2 separate regions of the Mus musculus genome follow, and region 1 is linked to region 2. The links are chromatin contacts, found by Hi-C or POLR2A ChIA-PET in ENCODE. All regions are on one chromosome and are shown on one strand. The core of a region is the stretch at or near the end of the contact, and the rest is flanking DNA. Distances in the headings are between cores, read along the strand shown. Region 1 overlaps Spats2l (spermatogenesis associated, serine-rich 2-like). Region 2 has its middle 5.7 kb from the start of Gm22371.

Region 1 (6,869 bases), core at 3,188-5,687, 450 kb before region 2:
TAAAGCACTCCTTAATTTCTGCCTTTGTGCTTTGGGATATGTTTGGGCATATTAGCATCTTCAATGCTTTGGATTGTGCCACCAGGCTCCTCTTAATGCTTACAAAGAAGCACAACTCTGGTGCTCCTTGAGTGTACCTGGTTGATACACGCACGCACGCACGCACGCACGCACGCACTGAACAGAAAATAAGGGCCTCAGGAGTGAAAGTAGCTGGTAACTGGAGCAAAGCCTAGATTCGGAAGCTTTCTGGGTGTGCATATTAACAAGTTTGAATGAAGCACAAAATTGGCAGCTTTGTTGAAAGGATAACAACCCTGAAGGTTTGACTGAAGATGTTACTAATTCAGTGTCACCCTTAATCTTACCTTCTTCTTTCCCGTCATGTTCCATTCTTTAAGAACTTGAATAGCACTGCCTAGATAAAGAGAAAGAATCTTCAACAAATATCCACACAATAAATTGAACGGAAAACTCATCCGTGCTTGATAGCAAGGCTGGGGGAGGGTGGGGGCGGGCAGGGCAGATTTCTTCATTTATTTTGATACAGCCTATCTTAATAAAAATGCCAGTTCTGTTTCTTATTTCCAAGATCTTCATTTAATTCACTGCACAATCTTGGTTTTATAAAAATATTAAACCCTGCTTTGTGAAGCATACTTTTTTTTATCCTATTGTCTTAGAGAATATGAGGTCATGTCTTGAGAGTTTTCTGATAGCTTCATTGCCATAGGTAGAATTAAAATCGTTCTGTTTGATATATGAATAAAGTACTACAAAATTCTGAACCAAACACAGGTTTTTTTTTGTGTGTTACTAACCACGGCAGGCAGACCTTTCTGTGTGGCCATCCTTGCTCCATTTTGTCTCTTACTTATTAGTTCAAGACTTGCAGGGGGCTGAGGAGGAGAGAATCCATTTTCTCCATCCACCATGGAGAGGTAAGGCTGTGCTCTGTATAAGGTTTCCATTTCAAACCAACAAACTTCATTCAAAGACTAACTGGGTCCCAGGTGCTGCCTGCCCACTCATATACATAACCTTGACCTGATGAAGCTAAGAAAAAGTTTATCACTTTCAACTACAGCCAGGCTCCATGACCTTTAGCAAAAATCTATTTATATTAATTTGCTGGGTATAATCTCAACTAGTTACTGATAATGAAGAATCAGCTGATTCTATATAAGTAGGAACTTCCTAAGGGAGAGGGTCCTATATAGTCTAACAATTTTAAGCATTCTCAGATCACCTTACATTAATATAGTAAATATTATAATAATAACTGTCTACAAGGTACTGGCTAACCAGTGATTAACTTCAGACTTTCAAATTAGTAGCTCCTGTGGTTGATGTCACTCACAGACAAGCAGGATGCTACTGTGTTCAACAGGCCCATCACTCCTATCTATCCAGAGTTTCAGTGCCCTCCTTGTCTTGAGTTGCATGCACCTGAAATGGCAAGGCTGCATCCAAAAGTAAAATAGAATTTATACTTTTTAGTAACTAGGTTGGCATTTCTGTAATTTGCCCCAGGAGGTAATGTTTGCCCCAAGAAGTAATGTTTCCTGGGGTTTGTCACTTCTCCTTGGTGACTCTGGTAGCTAAGCTGCCACTTTCTACATAAAGCTAAACTTCAAAAAACTGTTAAAAGCCGTCTTCTTATCCCATGGTGAGCTACAACATCCATTAGTTGGAGTTTCATATTTTGACATTGACGACTTTACTTGTGATTTGGACAAGAGCTTACAGAGAGTAATTGTGAAGAAATACTCTTATTTACAAAGGATTCTGAAAGCACTGTTATTAAATTTTAATGGTGCCAGACGTGCCTAGAGGTGTTTTCAGTAAGCCATTTGAATTAGTGGCTTCAATATGGCCCATAAAACACTCCCAACAAATCTTTTTTGACTCTTACTGGGTTTTAAGCAACTTGTCCCCCGTTGGTTTGCAACTCAACCGATGAGGATCCTCTGCAGTTAGTGAGCGCTAATGAGACCCTGGCACTGACAAGATGAAACCCCCAGGAGCAAGGCCATCCACCCAACTCCAACAGCTGTGACGACAGTCCATCCCTGTTGCCTCCGTGCATTTACTCTGGGTCACACTACAAAAGAAACCCTTCCTAATGGGAGGTGGTGGTGGGAAGGGGTGGAGAAAACAGCCTCTAACTGACTCTGAACCTCTGTTCATGCCAACGATGGGGCAAGGGAAACCAGACTGGAGACTGTCTCAGAGTTCAGATGTGCACACTCATGACATTTAAAAAGGCTGTGTGCAGGGCCAATCGCAGCTACCATTTAGTTCTAAGGACTAAAGATTATATATACATCAATACAGTCTTCATAGTATACATAGACAGTGAAGCAGGGCAAACAGTGAGAAAGTTTCATGTAGGAGATTTGCTTACACATCTGTATGCATGATCATCGTCTGTTAATTTAGTCAGGACCCTGGGCTTCCATGGCCAGCACAGAATTCGAGCACAATGCTTGGGCTCTGGATCTTGCCCTGAACTGCTTAATTACACTTGGGAAACTCAAGAGGGTTAGTGCACTCCCCACAAATCAAGGAAATCACGCTGTCTCCGACCCAGTGTGAAGAAGGAAGAGCTGAGACATCTGCTGGCAGGCAGGTCTTCTCCAGACCCTATCAGGCTGTGCATAGCTAGTCCATTATTTACAGAATAGAAAAAAAAATGCCAGGAGACAGGGCATATAATAACTGTGGCAAAAAAGTCTTCATTCACGACAAAATATTAAGGAAAATTTCTCCCCAGTTTACAGAAGAGTTATCCAAACTTGAAAATAAGTGTAGGATCAACACTTGTTCAGATCTGAGATTCTATCAATGAGGAGGCAGATGAACTGGTTGTATGATGAACTGAGTGATAAAGCTGCCAGGAATTCAGCTCACTTAGGCTGTCTAAGCATGGAATTTCAGGACCACAGCCGTGACACTCAGCCGACTTGAAGAGGTAAGGCCTTCCGGTCAGCAATGAGGTACACTGTCCTCTACTCACAAGGACACCATCGAATAAAGGATATGCTTAACAAACTGAGATAATTGGCAAAGATCCAGTAGCTTTATAATCAGTGTCCTCTAGAAAGTCCTCACAGTCTCTTCTTTTAAACTAGTGGAGCAGACCTTTCTTTATTCTGCCCTTACAATGTGTCCATGTTCTTTTGAAGTCCGTTGTGAGTTTTGGTTTCTTTATTTGTTTTCTTCCTTGAGATAAGTTTTTACTATGTAGCCCTAGCTGGCCTAGCACACAGGGTCTCACTATGCATTTGTCTGGAACTTACCACGTAAACCAGGCTGTCCTTGAACTCACAGAATTCGGTCTGCCTCTGCCTCCAGGGGGTGGTGAGTAAAGGTGTGCCATGGTTTTTTATCTTTTATGAGAAGTATTAGAAACTATTTAATGTTCAGTTCATTTAAGGGAAACAATACATGCTATTGGATTTAATAAGCTCCAACATTTCACTTCGGGCGGGCACGTATACCTACCATCCACAAAGGCCTGTACGGCTTTATCCACATTAAAATCAAACTGTTGGAGTACCAGCACGATTTCATTATTGCTTTTGTTCGGAACAACTGATCTAACTGCGTAGATCTGGAAGAAAAGGAAGAGAAAAACAGAAAGGTAAACACCTCGAGTACTGTTCACCTACAGATCCTCCCCCACAATGCCCCGATAGAGCAGAATTATAACTTAGGAAGGCCCGGGAAAGCTAACCCATCTATCTTCTTGCCAAGAAACATACTCCAGGCCTTTCAGAGAAGTGAGCATTTGTGCTGGTAATCTCCTGGATGCCTGCTTTATTTGTGTATACACCTCTACAGAGGTCCCCTTGTGAGGTTGCAAGAACAACTGTGCAAAGCCAGCTCAGATTTGGCAACCAACCCTCCTGGAGGCTGAGATACATACAAGATGTGTTCTCCGTGAGGACACAGAATCTTTTTCTGTCTCAGGCTTCCTTTCCACTCGCTCAGGGGTATCTTTAGAAAACATACAGAAATAGCTCCATGCCTCAGTTCTCTCTGGGCGCAGCGGAGGCAGATCTATGAGGGGTACCAACGTGTGCTGTGAAACTCCATCCCTGTTTATAAAGACAGGAGACTATGGAACTCTGCGTTTGTGAGATGGGGACCCCAGCTATGTTACAGAAACTGATCTCAAACAGCCTTCTGCAAAATAACCATTAAACAGAGTAAAGGTATATACATGTATGAGCCAAGAATTCTGATGCTTGCAAGCAAGTGTTCACTTCTCCATGACATAGAGGACCTCTTCCATTAAACGTAGCATAGATTCTTTCTGGTTGCCTGCTAGAATTAATTGACCTTTATCTCAACGAACTTGTGATTATTAAAGACTGTACTATGCATTTCAGCATAACCTATCTTACCCCTATCTTATGAGAAGGATTTCTGTACTAACAAATGCAAGCACAGTGCAGAGACGGCGGGAAGTGCTCATTAGAGAACAGTATAATCTATACACGAGCCACTCAGACTTAAGTCAGGACCAGTGGGTTTTAGAGTTAAATGAAATTTGTCATAATTGGATTCATGGGGTATGGATTATAGAAGCATGGCATGTGTAATATGACACTATTGACCAGACATTTAACTGAGCAGTACAGAGTAATTTTTGATGATGCAAGAAAATAGGCTGCCTGTTCCGCACAGATCCGTATATAGCAGTATTTAGGTTATAATGAGAACATTGCATAGGCTGTGGGCATAGGACTTGTAGAGATGTTGGCATTATTGACCAGAAGATTGGTTTCAAATCCTGACATTTAAAAATGCTAAATATTTGGAGATTCTAATAGAATATGTGCTTGTATATGTCAGTCAATACTCCTTTGGGTTTTTTACTATTCTCACATTTTATGGTTCTTAGTTTCTCTAGACTTCATTGGAAAAACTGACTCTTTAAAAAAAATCTAAGTCCTCATTGCTTTGCTGCCCTTCTTTAAAACTCCAGCGCAGTGAATACTATTTATTTCTTTTACATAGGGTCGCATTATATGGCCTCAAACTCTCCTGTCTCTGTCTCCCCAGTGGCAGACATGTGCTACTAAGCTGACATTGTAAATACTCCTCTTAAATACTCATTGTAGTGGTCCTCAACCTATGGGTTACAACCCCTTTGGGGGCTGCATATCAGATATCCCCCATGTCAGATATTTACATTATGATTCATAACAGTAGCAAAATTACAGTTATGAAGTAGCAAGGAGATAATTTTATGGTTGGGGGCACAACAGGGAACTGTATTAAAGAGCTGCAGCATTAGGCAGGTTGAGAACCCTTAAGTTATTGTGTGGCAAGGCATCAAATTTCCTGAAACATAAAGGTCATGAGGGATGTAGACCGTGCTCAGATGACCACAGAGTAGACTAGTCTTACAAGGTGCATAGACATGCTGTGAAATCATTAGCAGGGACATCTGACTCAATAGATACACTCAGATGTGGAGGATGAGTGAGAAGAGTGGGGTGGAAGGGGGAAGGGGATGGGAAAGGGTAGGGTTGGGGTAGGGTTGGGGTAGTGGTAGGGCTAGGGGTAGGGCTAGGGATGGAGCAAGCATTCTGGGCAAGAAGAACAGGACTCCACCGTGTGGATGGGGGACAGAGGATGAGGCTGTTGGAGCACAGTGGAGGTCAGACATAACAAGACCAGACTAGGCAGGGTCTACAAGGCTATGACATCATGCTGGCCTTGTGAGCATCTCTCAGTTGTTTGCTGAGTCCTCTTATCTCATCTATTTATCACGCATGTTTCAAAGATTGGTATTCTTTCTCATTGAACATTAACAGGTTTTTTGGAAGAAGCTAAGATGGGGTCAAGAATGGAGCTCAGTTGGTAGAGCACTTGCCTGGCATGTATAAACCTTTATATTTAAACCAAAATGCAAAGAAACAAAAACCAAAGCCAGCCCAGGAAAGTCATTAACAGTAGTAATACATAATGTTTGCCTTGTATCTAGTAGTGCATTGGAGTTACCTATATTATACTCCTAATGCCTTTTAAATAAATACAGTTTTAGCAGTTCAAGCCACTACAGTTTGTTCATATGTAAAATTTCATAATAATGACCATCATTATCGCCACATCAAGCATGCCTTTTTGAATAATAAAATGCTTAGTTATTAATTACCTTAAGTACATTATTGTAACGTTAGACCAAAGTTTTCAAGCCACCTACACACAGCTGTGTGACTAGCAAAGACTGGAATCATAAAATCAACATAAAAATAATTGCTCCCTTGTTCCTAGACTCTCCTCTGCAAAACATGTTTTATTATGTTAAGGCAAAAACAGTGTAAGTCATTGCTCGATAGACACTTTCTCTTCAGACGCCTGCATCACTCTTCCCATCTTTGTAAAATCAGAAACAAAGACCACATGAGCATGGCCAGCTATGTGCAGACAGACAGAACTATGTTGTCACTGGTGTGTGTGTATATGCATGCGTGTGCGTGTTTGTGTGTGTGAGTGCATGCCCATAAGGAGGTGAGTGTACATGTGTGCATGTGAAGGTCGAGGGTCCACATCTGGTGTCTTTTACAAGGGCTCTCTACCTTATATTTTGAGATCAACTCTAACAGAACCTGGAGCTAAAACCTAGTGAGCTTCAGGAATCTACCTTCTCAGTCCTGGGATTACAGATGTGCATCACAGTGACTAACTTTAATGTGGGTGCTGGACATCAAATTAAGGTCCTCATGCAAGCATTTTTCCAACAGAACTATCTCTCCAACCCTTCCTTATTTTATGTATCTTAGTTCCAAATGTCTCTCTAGAATATCATCACTAATTGAGTTCCAATATCAAGTCTATAAGAAGTAGTACCA
Region 2 (7,030 bases), core at 421-2,920:
TAACTAGATCCAACACCCAGGGGCAGTGAAAGGAAAGCATTAGGGTTACTAAGATCAGAGGTTCAAATGCCAACACTCCACAGGCTGTGCCAATCTCTGCAAGTCCTCTGCCTCTCTGCTCAGGTTTCTGCATTTGACAAGCGAGAGCAGTGAGAGCCACCTCACTGGCTTCATCGTGAAATGAACACTTTGTGTTTGCTTTCCTGTTAGTTTCCCCAGTGTGTTGTAACAAAGAACTATAAATTAGTGTCTCAAAACAGCTAGATCATTTTCCTTCATCTTTCCGGAATCTATGGTTCCAAAAATCAATATATGATCAATCTATGTTCCCCCTGAAACTTCACTTCCAGCTTCCAGCTTCTGATGGTCCCAGACCTCCTCAGCTCACAACTGTGATGGCCACTGACTGCGCCCATTTTCATCCTCTCTCCACGTCCTCTTCTCATCTCAAAAGAACCAGACAATGGAATCAGGACTCACCCTAATCCAGAATGTTCTCCTGGATACATGTGTAAAGTTCTGGAAAAGATCGGAGTCTCAGTTTCCCTATGGATACAGATTTGGTGAGCACTACCGATACTCAATGGCTGGTCGAAAGGACACATGACGGGGACAGCGTCAGCCTTCAAGAAATAAGAGAGCATCTTCCTGTTTTTGTTATTTTTGCCACTGCAGATGCTGTTGGTGTCTTTTTAGGGAGTACGGGATGTAGCAGTGGTTCAAATGAAAATGTCCTCTGTAATAATTGCAGGTATGAATACTCAGTCCCCGGTTGGTGAAAGTGTTTGGAGAGGTGTGGTTTTGCTTCAGGAAGTATGTCACTGGGGGTGGACTTTGAAAGTAAGAGCCTCCTGCAGTTTCTGGTTTCTCTCCCTTTGTGCTTATGGCTGCAGTTTGGTCTTCAAACTCTGGCTGTGCCTGCTGCTTGTTACCATGGCTCTACTTTTTTTTTGGTTTTTTCGAGACAGGGTTTCTCTGTGTAGCCCTGGCTATCCTGGAACTCACTTTGTAGACGTAGACCAGGCTGGCCTCGAACTCAGAAATCTGCCTGCCTCTACCTCCCAAGTGCTGGGATTAAAGGTGTGCGTCATGACGCCCGACTCAACAGGAACTCTTATCTCTCTGGAACTGTAAGCCAAAACAAGTTCTTTCCCTTAAGTTGCCTGGACTATGGTACTTTAGCACAGCAGAAAAAAACAGGTTTACTTAGGGGTGGAAAAAGCAAGGCTGGGGAGCAGTGGGGATAGAGGCAGTTGGAAGATCCAGCTGGGAAGATGGTTCAGCGACCAAGAATGAGAAAGTGTTAGGTAACATTCCTCCAGTGGACTTGTTTGGTTCCTGTAGTCTCCATGACAACACTCAGGGATAAAGTATCAGGAAAATGGACAATGTACCTAGCCCCAGGCTGGGTCTGCCCAATTAGTGTGGCTTCCCTTACTTGGGAGAAAGGAAACAAGAAGATGGGAGGGGGGTGTTTAAGAACACTTTTCCCCCTCCTATTAAACATATTTCAGAATATTTCTTAAGGGAGGAAGAAGAGGAGACTAGATTCTAGAAGTGACGCTTCGAGGGAACGCAGGGCTTCTTGCCGAAAAGGAAGTAATTGTCGACGGGGATCCCTGAGCCCTGGCAATAAATCAAGCGGAACAAAGATGTGAAAGCAGCTGGAAGAGCGGGTGCCTCTTCCTTCCCTAGGCAGGGATGGCAGGCATCCTAGACACTGAAGCTTTTGTTAGTAATGTGATCTGAATACGCCAAAATCTCACCCTGAGGTTAAAGTGTACTCTGCCAGGCGTCGCTGCAAACAGTTTCATACAGATATGGCACACATCTTTGGAAAAGATGGAAGGATAAGAGTAAAGTCACAGCTACTGAGTACAAAAAAGAAAAAAAAAATCTTTTGATCCTCTTTTTTCTAGAGACTGTTCTGGTAGCCTTGTCACTGGATGCTCTTGGTACTGGTTTTAAATTATGGACCTATTGACAGAGTGGTGAAGTCTGTAGATTTCTCATCATTAAAAAAAATGCTTTAAAGTAAATACACTTAAAACTAAATAAAACCGTCTATAACAACTCAAAGCAAGCCAGTGGTATCAAAAGGTAGGTATTAAAATGTCAAAACAAAACCAACAGATATGTGATATGGTTCTATGTGTACTTCTATATTAATGTGCTAAATAACAAGAGCTAGCAGCAGGTTCCACAGTTACTGCAGTTTTAAAGCAATGAAGAGTGTGAGCAGTGTTTCTAGCTGTCCCGAGTGGGAGCTGCAAATTATCTTTGACTTGCGTTCACAATTGAATCAAAACTCTCCATTTCAGCTGGAGATGGATAAAAACCAACACGGGGTTTGCCCCCATTCCAGTTCTCGGAATTCTATCTGCCAAGATTTGTGCCCCGTCCCAATTTAAAGGCTACACCATGTAAACCTCACAGGCACCCAGTTTTTGGTGGGGTTCTGCCAGACAGAGGAGTACCGACCATTATGTTAGCAAAGGCTGCCGCCTGCTGGCCAAAACATTCAGACTGTTCACTTAATTGGCTGTGTTAGAAAACAATGGGGCAAGCTATTAATTCACTGACTCGCATCTAGAAATGGAGCAGGAGGCTACTTGTCAACCCAGCCCCATGGCATCCAATCAGTGCAGATTTAAAAGCCCCCTTTGGCTTAGCTGGCAAGTGCTGATGGCTGGTACTGTTGGTCATTAGCAATGTGGGACAAGACGCCAGCATGGCAGGCTGTTTCTAGGGAGATTGCTCTGCTCAATTCTGATCTGTGAAAGTACAGATCGCTTAAAGGTTAGATTTCCCAGTGGGCTTGTCTGACCAAGGTGTTCAGGATCTACTTTCAGTGCTAAGGGCATGGGGCTATATGGAGAGGAAGGAAAAGGAATTCAGAGCGACCCGTGTGCCAGAAACCAGCTAAGTACTTTCACGTATGCGGCTGCATTTAATTTCTAAGAGAATCCTGTTACTGTTATGATGAGGACTGAAAACAGTCACTAAGGCTTAGAAAGGAAAGTTGGCACCATCACTCGGAACGCATGCACCGCTTGGGAGCTCGCTTGCTTCCCAGTCTCTGCTCTAGTGGGTAGGTAGGCAAAGATTCTCACAGCAGTGCCTACTCCTGTTTGCCCAGTGTTCTGCAGCCTAGATTTTACCAATGGCACAAACCCAGACAAGTTTGTAAATCATTCCATGCCCCCATTCCCCTGTCTGTAAAATGAAGATAATGATAACCCCTCTTTAAGGTGGAAGTCTTGTTGGAAATATTGAGTGTGAGTCCCTAGGGCACTGTAGGCAATAGATAAATGACAACTACTATTAGTATAAGACAATTTTGCTTCATAGTGTTGGGAAAAGTATAACCTCTATGTCACACAAAGGAACACACGAAGAGTAATTCAGCAAAGTAATTTCTTTTTTCTTCTTTCTTTCTTTTAAATGGTGTGCCAGAATTCCAACACAGCTAACCAACACATTCAGCCAGAATATTCTGGCTTCTGTCTTTTATCCCTGACATAGGTGGTGACTGTGTCTCGTCACATTGGTGGGCCCTGGGCTTCACTGAAGGGACTCTAGCCAGCTCTAGAATGTAGGGCATGGCTCTGGCAGGTCTTACCCTTCTCCCCCATTCCCTCTGCCTTGCTAAAAAAATAAAATAAAATAAAATAAAAATAAATTACATTCCTAAAGCTAGCCATCAAGGTTCGTTCTTTTGGCCACTTACTTCTGAGGCTGACTACCAAGGTCCAGCTATCAAAGTATTATAGTTCAGCAATCAGAGCCCTCTTTGGCTCACCTAATTAACATGTCCAATTAAAATTAACCACATCCTCCTAACTTGGGGTTCCCTCTTTACCTTTGTAATCTGCCATTTGTCCCCTCTTTAGCTAGAGGCGGACTTTTGTTCCCCTTGGACAAATGCCCCTCCCCTCGTGTTCCTTTCTCCTTTCTCCCTTGTCCCCTTCCTCTTCTTCCTCTACCTCCTGTCTTTGTCCCTTACCCCTGCCCTCTGTCCCTCCTTTGTTCTGAGAACTTGATCTTGGATGTTCTGGGCAGATACTTTTCCTTTCACGTGACAGTCAGGAACGATTGGTCAGTTGCTGTAAGGAGGAAGGAGATGGGGTTGAGGAAATGGGGGCTTTTGTTGGGGCTGACAAGCTTTGATAAATTAAGTGTTTCTCACATTAACAGTTACAACAGCAGCTAAGTGTTCAGATGAGTACTTAACATTTAGCACTGTCTGGACGTTTTGGTTGTCTCTATAGAGGTGTCTAATGGTCAAAGGCTAGAAAACTATTAAATATTCTACACTGCACAGGACAGCTCTTCCAGAAACCATCAGAAAAGAATTATGTATTGGGGGCTGGAGAGATGGCTCAGAGGTTAATGGCTGCTTTTCCAGAGGTCCTGGGTTCAATTCTCAGCAAACACATGGTGGCTCACAGCCATCTGTAATGAAACCTAATGTCCTCTTCTGGCCTGCAGGAATACATGCAGGCAGATGTTTTATACATAATAAGTAAGTAAGTAAATAAATAAATAAATAAATAAATAAATCTTAAAATAAAAAGAATTATGTATTCTCAAATGTCAGTAGTCTAACATTTAGCTAACCCTGTCCTGAATGGAGCTCAGTCAAGCAGAATGTATACAGTGGGGTGCTAGAGAGAAACTCTAATGCGTACAGGGCAGACAAGGATTGAGAGATAACAAGGACTGACAGGTGGACATTCTTGTACATATTAGGGTTGAGAGAGGGGCTGGTATTGCTTTTACTTAGGTGTCCAGGAAGGTCTTCTCAGAAGTGGTGGAGTTCACAAAGTGACTGCCCTTGCTGGCTTGGACAAAGGACACAACGAGGCAGCATAGTTCCAGTCAATGAGCCCAATAGGGACCTAATTATGACTGAGGCCCAGACAGAGGGAGAGGAGAAGTCAAAGACAATTCCAGCAAGGCCTTATGAGACAGCCTCCACCAGACAGTGCTTCTGCTTCACATGGTCCCAAAGACAAAACCTGCCTCCAAGTACCAAATGAACTAAAATACCTAGACTTGACATCATTTTAAACTTTTTTTTTTTTTTGGATTTTCGAGACAAGGTTTCTCTGTATAGTCCTGGCTGTCCTGGAGCTCACTTTGTAGACCAGGCTGGCCTCGAACTCAGAAATCCGCCTGCCTCTGCCTCCCGAGTGCTGGAATTAAAGGCGTGCGCCACCACGCCTGGCTTAAACTTTTTGTTTTCATTTTGGTTGGCTGTTGTTTGCTTTAAAAGGCAATAATCAAAAATCTCTTCCTTGGCAATGAACTGATTGACAAGGTCAGTTATTGGACTTGATTCCATCTGGTTTGAGATGAAATCGCAGTGTTACCGTTGTCTGGGAGGGGGCTATCCCGATGTTGTAGGATAAGAAGGATGTCAAAAGAGGGCCAGGCACAACAGGGCAGTCTTGCCCTGTGAAAGCTTCCCAGCTCTCACAGTTGGATGCAACACTGCAGTGTACATGGGAGACTCAGCGAGGCCAGGACGGGAGCTGGAGTGAAGGGCAGGCCAGGTGTGATTGAGACCAACACAGCCGTGCCCGTGGCTGAGCTGCAGTACAGAGACAGCCTGCTATCCTGTCACAAATACCTAAAATAAAAGGAAAGAAAAACTTTGGTTCATAATTATGGAGGTTTCTGACTTGTCGGCTGCTCATTCTTGTTGGCTCACAAAAAAGTGAGAGTCCCAGTTTGCTAAGCTAGTAAATGATACCAGATTGTCCAATACACCAAAGAATGAGGTTCCCTTGTCTGAAGATGGAATGAACACCACCCAGGCTTCTCCAGCAAGGAGGTGCTCCGGGTGGAAACAGCAGAATAAGAACCCTCAGAGATCTGCCTGTGACACTGAGGACAATATTTAAACAGTTCTGGAAAGAAGAGGCTCTCCTTGGGCACTCTACTTTGTTGTACTTTTACAAATGACTTGGCTATATTCAGGACTCTTTCCAGACTCTTGCTGGAAGAAATCAGGGGATCTTTGTAGGCTGCTCTTAGTGAAGCCAGAGAGGCGAGAGGCAAGCCTGCCAGACAGATGTTGGGATCCATCCACACTGGCTCATGATTCAAATAGCCCAAGTGTTAACTGCCTATGTCAGATATCCTATCTCTCATTTCTTTTTCTTTCTCTCTCTCTCTCTCTCTCTTTCTTTCTTTCTTTCTTTCTTTCTTTCTTTCTTTCTTTCTTTCTTTCCTTTTGGGTGGTGGTAGTGCATTTGGGGTAACCAAATGTACAGTACTAAAAAAAAAAAAAAACCTGCATTTCTCATAACAAACAGAATTGTCTGATGTATGGCTAATCCCTAGTCAGGAAGATTAAGTATGTTTTGAGGGGTGGTCTCAAGACAACATCTAATAAAGCAGTTTGTACACATGCCCTTTCCCCTCTCCTTCCTTGCCTCTGTTCTTTCCCCCGACTATGGAGTTCTGTCTGCGACTTTGTACAGTGAGAACAGGGTTCTGACCCTAACAAAGGCCGCCATGACTAGAGGGATACAGGGTCCCTGCAGACTTTGTGATTTGATACACCAGACCAACACATCTCCACTTTGGGCTTGCCCTCGTACCAGAGACTGACATCTGTTACTTAAGCCACCATTTTGTGTGTGCCTGTGGTGGTAGTGGTGCTTTGAAATCAGGCCTTGTTGTGTAGTCCTGACTGGCCTCCACTTCCTTATGTAACTCAGTCTGACCTTGAGGTCATAACAATCCTCTTGCCTCAGCCTCCTACAGGCTGCGATTCCAGGAAACGAGCTACCTATCCCAGATGTACTTGCCAGTCTTAAAAACTCCAGTTTCATGCAGTCACAACTCACAACAATTATTTCTACATCCTGCCCATATCGTGAGATTAAGTGACCAATAAATAATTTATAGTCAGATTAACATGATGTAATGTGTTATATGAACACTTTTGGCATCGTTTGGCACTCCCTTGGTGTAAAGGTGTTTTATTTACCTGAGCAGATCTCAACAGACAGGACTG

Evidence for each region. Hi-C counts contacts between places; a loop is a spot of excess contacts on that map. ChIA-PET counts read pairs that join two places held with the same protein, here RNA polymerase II (POLR2A).
Region 1: a map of left cerebral cortex shows a loop between it and region 2 (2.8-fold over the local background). The contact joins two enhancer-like sites. A Hi-C loop is called at or near these places in 1 of 37 maps with a recorded cell type or tissue (left cerebral cortex). POLR2A ChIA-PET finds 5 or more read pairs at or near these places in 1 of 5 experiments (Patski).

What each region holds. Positions count from the first base shown.
Region 1 is chr1:57,876,255-57,883,123 of GRCm38, reverse strand. It overlaps Spats2l (spermatogenesis associated, serine-rich 2-like), which reads right to left. Exons shown (of 14, transcript NM_144882.4): 5 at 3,508-3,616; 6 at 369-418. Among named protein-coding and RNA genes, the nearest start is that of Kctd18, 90 kb to the left of the region's middle. Within about 2 kb of position 4,437, at least 1 of the 3 ENCODE cell types and tissues checked has a DNase peak (open chromatin) inside an H3K27ac peak, as active enhancers do.
Region 2 is chr1:57,424,580-57,431,609 of GRCm38, reverse strand. No RefSeq gene overlaps it. Among named protein-coding and RNA genes, the nearest start is that of Gm22371, 5.7 kb to the right of the region's middle. Within about 2 kb of position 1,670, at least 1 of the 3 ENCODE cell types and tissues checked has a DNase peak (open chromatin) inside an H3K27ac peak, as active enhancers do.